2 separate regions of the Homo sapiens genome follow, and region 1 is linked to region 2. Evidence: read pairs that join two places in POLR2A ChIA-PET (ENCODE). Cell type or tissue: B cell. All regions are shown on one strand. Each heading gives the region's core, and the rest is flanking DNA. Links, peaks and the distances in the headings are about the cores only. Region 1 overlaps LTA4H (leukotriene A4 hydrolase). Region 2 has its middle 3.9 kb from the start of ELK3.

The links. Peaks named below come from ENCODE experiments on the same cell type or tissue, not always from the same donor. Only the 100,000 strongest peaks of a DNase experiment are listed, where the experiment ranks them.
Region 1: POLR2A ChIA-PET joins it to region 2 with 10 read pairs; 2 of 35 experiments call an interaction of 5 or more read pairs at or near these places.

What each region holds. Positions count from the first base shown.
Region 1 is chr12:96,003,527-96,006,442 of GRCh38, forward strand. LTA4H (leukotriene A4 hydrolase) reads right to left here. Exons shown (of 19, transcript NM_000895.3): 16 at 2,788-2,883; 17 at 312-394. The region is part of intron 3 of LOC102723340 (a long non-coding RNA gene); the gene reads left to right. Among named protein-coding and RNA genes, the nearest start is that of HAL, 8.6 kb to the left of the region's middle. In B cell, for the core only: no CTCF peak of the experiment used is centred there; no DNase peak of the experiment used is centred there.
Region 2 is chr12:96,189,064-96,191,979 of GRCh38, forward strand. No RefSeq gene overlaps it. Among named protein-coding and RNA genes, the nearest start is that of ELK3, 3.9 kb to the right of the region's middle. In B cell, for the core only: no CTCF peak of the experiment used is centred there; DNase peaks (open chromatin) are centred at 1,598 and 1,848; H3K4me3 peaks cover 1,127 bases; H3K27ac peaks cover 855 bases.

The sequences.
Region 1 (2,916 bases), core at 55-2,554, 190 kb before region 2:
TCCCATTTCAAAGTAGATTTAGTTGGTTGTGGAGAAAGCCTATTTACCACGGAATCCTTCATTCTAATTTTTTTTTTTTCTTTTAAGGCAAGAGAGGTTTAGAGCAAAGTCTAACAAAAAGATTAATACTACCAGATTACATATTGCAACTATTCCTTAAATACCACTATAAGTATTTATATAGAAGCAGTCAGTTTGACAAGGAATTCTCAAGACTCAAGTATGTCTCATACTCTGCATTCCCTTTCTCCATCTTTCAAAGGAGTTTAGTTTTCTGCTTTCTTCCACAGAGACAAGTTAAAATGATGTACCTGAATCGTATTTCAGAATTGTTAATGGCATTGAAGTTGTACACCTCTTGCATTCGCTTTATGTGCCCCAATGGAAGAGGTGCCTAAGAGCAAAATAAAGAAGTATACCGTATCATTTCAACAGGATTCCTTGGAAGAAAGGAGCTGGAGAGAAATGCATAGCCAGATTAAAATCCTAAATATTTTATAATATAGAAATAAGTCAGATAAAAATAAAAGAAACAAATTGCACACTAAGTAAATTCTGTGCAAACTTATTCCAGATGAGGATATTCTACTGGGAGCACAGGGATAATTTACTTTGTGAAGTATTCAGCATTAAATGAGAATTGCTCTTCTTAGACTTTTTAGCATGTATAAATATTATCTTTCAGACTTTTCCTAGAGTTTTTCTAGTTATTCTCTATAACTTATATATCTTAAATGCAATTCCATTCTCCAGATGAAATCATAGTTCCTTAATTTTTGCCTGATTCCCCCTAGCTTTATCTTTGTATATTTCCTCTGAAATCCCTGTTAAATTATCTGCATACCTACATAATAGCAGTTCTTAAATGTTTGTATTATAGATCTCTTTGGGAATCTGATGAATAATGTGGACTCTTTCCCTAGGGGGAAAATACACTTACTACATGAATACAAACTTCTGTATACAATTTCAGGGGGTTTATAAGCATCCTATCCCTACCTTAACTCACCCTAAAAGGGAGGACAAGTTTGGGTGAAGGAAAGAAAAAAGATGAGTTCAGTTTGGACAAGCAGAGAGTTTGTAGTGCCTGTGAGAGGCAGAGGTGCCTCTAGGTAGATGATAACTCTCCCCTCCAACCACGACCTCCTTACCTTACAGGACTCCACACTCACTAACCAATCTCTGCTTTCATGAACTACTAATCCTGTCGCTAATAATTTAGTCCATTAGCCCCTTATGGACACATGCAACTCCAAGTCTACCCTGGTAGACCAACTGGTTAAGGTCATCTCCAAGGCTCCCTGACTTGCCCTAAGTTTTGCTATACCCATTCCAGAATCACCCTACCATGTTCTCTCTCTCTGTGGCCCTAGACCACCCACCAGTGGTAGAGCAATTTATGAAACCATGATGACCCGATGCACTAAAAATAGATTCTCTCTTTGATGGGTCCTTTGTTGCGTCAAAATCCTATTCCTAATTTTTGCATCAATTCCACAGAAAATTCCGCTCCAAATCTTCTTTCTTCTCAAGGTCCTTAGACTGAAGACTTCCCTTTCATGGAAGTCTTTAAAATCCAGTCATTGGTTTATCTCAAAATGCAGCAACTCCTTTCGGTTTCATCTATTCTTTCAATTGCCTAGATTCGAAACCTTAAAATCTGCTTGGATTCTTTACTGTCAACCCCTATAGCCAGTCAGTCACAGAGCTCTGTGCTTTCACCCTGTGTAAACTCTTTCTCACGTCCTGTTCTCTCCTCTCCCCGCAACTTACTCCCTCAAGTCCGGTACTCCTGCCAGTCTCCCAACTAGTAACTTCACCACCATGCAACCTTCATGGCCCCAGATTAGTTTTCTACAACCCAGCATTTCATCCCGACTCTTCTGCTGGATTTTTAAAATCTTTTCCTACTGATCAGTGTAAGATCTAAAATTTCTTAGCTTAGCATTGAGAGTCATCACATCTGGTCCTACCAGCTTTTCTAGTGTTACCTTCACTGACTTCCTTACCCAGTGCTACTGTTTACTCCAGCAATGCTGCAGACGAATTCCAGCCCTTGCTGCTCCCTCCACCTTCAATTTCTACCTCCCTGCTAGCCCTGGGGGTGCAAAGCAAGTCTCCTCCAAAATTCCCTCTCTGATGCCCCCAGTTGGAAGAGTCTTTCACTAATTAAGTTTTTCCAAATGATACCTAAAGTATGCCTCCTTTTATTGCTAATGTTTTTAAAAAAATTTTTTTATGAGATGGAGTTTCACTCTGTTGCTCAGGCTGGAGTACAGGGGTGTGATCTCGGCTCACTGCAACCTCCGCCTCCCAGTCCAAGTGATTCTCCTGCCTCAGCCTCCTGAGTAGCTGGGATTACAGGCACCTGCCACCATGCCCGGCTAATTTTTATATTTTTAGTAGAGACGAGATTTCATCATGTTGGCCAGGCTGGTCTCGAACTCCTGACTTCAAGTGATCTGCTTGCCTCGGCCTCCCAAAGTGCTGGGATTACAGATGTGAGCCACCGTGCCTGGCTTATTGCTAAATTTTGCATGTGTTCCCCTTCCTACTAGATTATACGCTATTTGAAGATAAGGTATATCCTTTCTTACATATTTTCATATTTAGCACAATATAAAACACAGTAAGCATTCAATGCTTTTTTAAAGAAATGAATAAATTTTATAAATGATTTTTTCCCCATTAGTTTCCACATTAATAATCTTTTGCCAAGTTGGGTAGAACATAAATGCTGTGCCTTTCTGTCCATTTTAATTTCTAAGATTTTGAGCTAGTACTTACCCTCTGGAGCGTCTGTGCTAAAAACTCATTCAATTGATGAGAAGAGAGATCCTTCAGGTCTGTGGCATTGAATGAATTTAAATCATCTTCTTTGGCCTGAAATAAATGTTACCTAGTTATTTTTGTTCA
Region 2 (2,916 bases), core at 165-2,664:
ACGGTAAATTTGATTTTTTTTAACCACAATTAAAAATAAAAAAGAAAAGGCAAATACTTCTTCACTCAAAAGTCATACAGAAACAGGCAGTGGGTTCTGTGGACTGACTGCAGTTTGCCAAGCTCTGCCCCATGAGTGGCCTGTGTGAGGGCAAAAAAGACGGTCCAAGTCAATATTTCTCAAATGTCCCTCTGAAATACCTCTAACAACACAAAAGGGAGACCGCAGACTCCAACAGGGGGCTGCCTACAAGTCTATACAACTCTTTTAAATACGCTTTTAAATGAACATTTAAGAATCTTAGTCCATAACACGTTATTTTAATGTAAAATTGGCATTCAGTGGAAACATCAGTAAAAACTGACACTTGTTCCAGCCCAGAGAAGGTGAGTGATTTAGTCAAGGTCCCATAGTTAGAACAAGTCAGGTATGGGACTGGATTCCCAAATTCCTGATTCCAAATGTACACATTCCACCAGAGTGGGCTGTCTTACCATCAGGCTTTGGCTGTTCATTCCCAGCCCTACCTCCTAGCCCCCCAGTATTGAAGCAGTCTTCGAAGGTAGTGATGGCAAACCCTTTTGAGCTTCTATCAGAAATTCAGCAATTCATAAGCTTCGAACATTATTTATTCCGCTTGGTTTACTGTAAATTTTAGTTTGGTTTATTGTAAAACTAATTTTCTTCTCCCGCTCTGTTTTCTCATCCATCTGTAATTTTTTTCTTTACTTTTGATAGCATCCCATTCTGTTATACGTTGTAGGATGTTGAAGTGTAGAAGTGGGAGTGTGTCAGTCCTAAGCAGAGGTTTTAAGAAGCATCACGTTTCCACTCACCCCCACTTGAGCTCCAACTCTCCTTGAGAACCACGTCTGAAGTGGTGTCTGTTCCTTTAGCCTGGTCCTAGAAATGAGAAGCCGACATGCATTCAGCCTGCAGACTGGAGCCAAGCCCAGCCAAGCCCAGCCAACCTAGACTCACTTGTTGCCATAAGCTACTAAGTTTTGGAGTTGTTTGTTACGTGATATTATCCCAGCAGAAGCTGACTAAAACACCCCTTCTTTTGGAACCAGGCTTTGATGAATATTATTATTTTTTGAGACTTAGCCCTCTTCCATTCTTCATACTGCCTCTCCCTGACCCTGCCTGTGTACCTTCCAGAACATCACTATCTCTCATTCCTCAAACACACAGATTTTGCGTATCATCTCTGGTGGAATCTCAGCTGTTCTTTTTAAAGCTGAGAGAGTCTCACTTGTTTCTTGGCCAGCCAAAATATATGACCCTGGGCTCTGTCACTTGCTATAAAGGGCTCCTAAAGAACTCTTACTTGAAATCTTCTCAGTCCTAACTCCTCGCTGTTTTAAAACAAAAGCATAGAAAGCGGAGTGTGGATCATGCAATAGCAGATACCACATCTTTTGGCTGCTTTTTTTTTTTTTTTTTTTTTTTCTTGAGACAGGGTCTCGCTCTGTTGCCCAGGCTGGAATGCAGTGGTGTGACCACGGCTCACTGCAGCCTAGACCTCCTGAGCTCTGGTGATCCTCCCACCTCAGCTTCCTGAGTAGCTGGGGTAGTTGGGGTCACAGACATGCACCACCATGCCTGGCTGATTTTTGTATTTTTTTGTAGAGAGATGGAGTTTCGCCATGTTGCCCAGGCGGGTCTTGAACTCCTGGGTTCAAGTGATTCGCCTGCTGCGGCCTCCCAAAATGCTGGGATTATAGGCATGAGCCACCTCCCCTGGCCTTGGCTGCTTTTTGATAGTGGGAAGGAAAGCATGGAAAACAAATAGCAGCTTTCTCTTAGAATGCAAAGAACAGAAGCTGCCGACACCTGAAAATAAAAGCTATGCCCTGTGCTTTGAGGAAGACCAGAGTCAGCTCTGAATCACCCATGCATGTGAGGAGCTGAGAGTAGTCGTGTGGACAATCCAAAATACCAGAGAAACTTATCAGGATTTCATATGGGCTGGGAAACCCTAAAGCTGCCCAAAAGTGTGTCAGAAGTGTTTTAGATGAGGTATTTCTTCAAAACAATAAAACTGGTTGACAAAAACATGCTCCCTTACATGTTAGGATTCTACAAAGATTTATTGTGCAAAAATAAAAGCATAAAAATCACTGAATTAAAATGTTTGGCTTTGAATATACTTTTTTTAAAAAACAGACTTCATATACTTCATATGTTTGTGTATGTATTTTTTATTTTTTTAAGAAACAGGGTTGAACAGGTGCGCTGGCTCACACATGTAATCCCAGCACTTTGGGAGGCCGAGGTGGGCAGATCACGAGGTCAGGGGTTCGAGACCAGCCTGACCAACATGGTGAAACCCCGTCTCTACTAAAAATACAAAAATTAGCCAGGCATGGTGGTGCGTGTCTGTAATCCGAGCTACTCAGGAGGCTGAGGCAGGAGAATTGCTTGAACCCGGGAGGTGGAGGTTGCAGTGAGCAGAGATCGCACCATTGTGCTCCAGCCTGGGTGACAGAGTGAGATTCTGTCTCAAAAAAAAAAAAAAAAAAAAAAGAGAAAAAGAAACAGGGTCTCACTTTGTTGCCCAGGCTGGAGTGTGAACTCTTGGGCTCAAGCGATCCTCCTGCCTTGGCCTCCTGAGTAGCTGGTATTATAGGTGAGAGTAGTATCACCACACCTGGCCCCTAGACTATTTTTCACTATTTTTTTTAAGTGATTTATTTTTTTAAATTTTTTTGAGACACAATTTCACTCTGTCACCCAGGCTGGAGTGCAGTGGCTTGATCTTGGCTCACTGCAAACTCCACATCCCAGGTTCAAGCAATTCTCGTGCCTCAGCCTCCTGAGTAGCTGGAATTACAGGCATCTGCCACCATACCTGGCTAAGTTTTGTATTATTAGTAGAGATGGGGGTTCACCATGTTGACCAGGCTGGTCTCG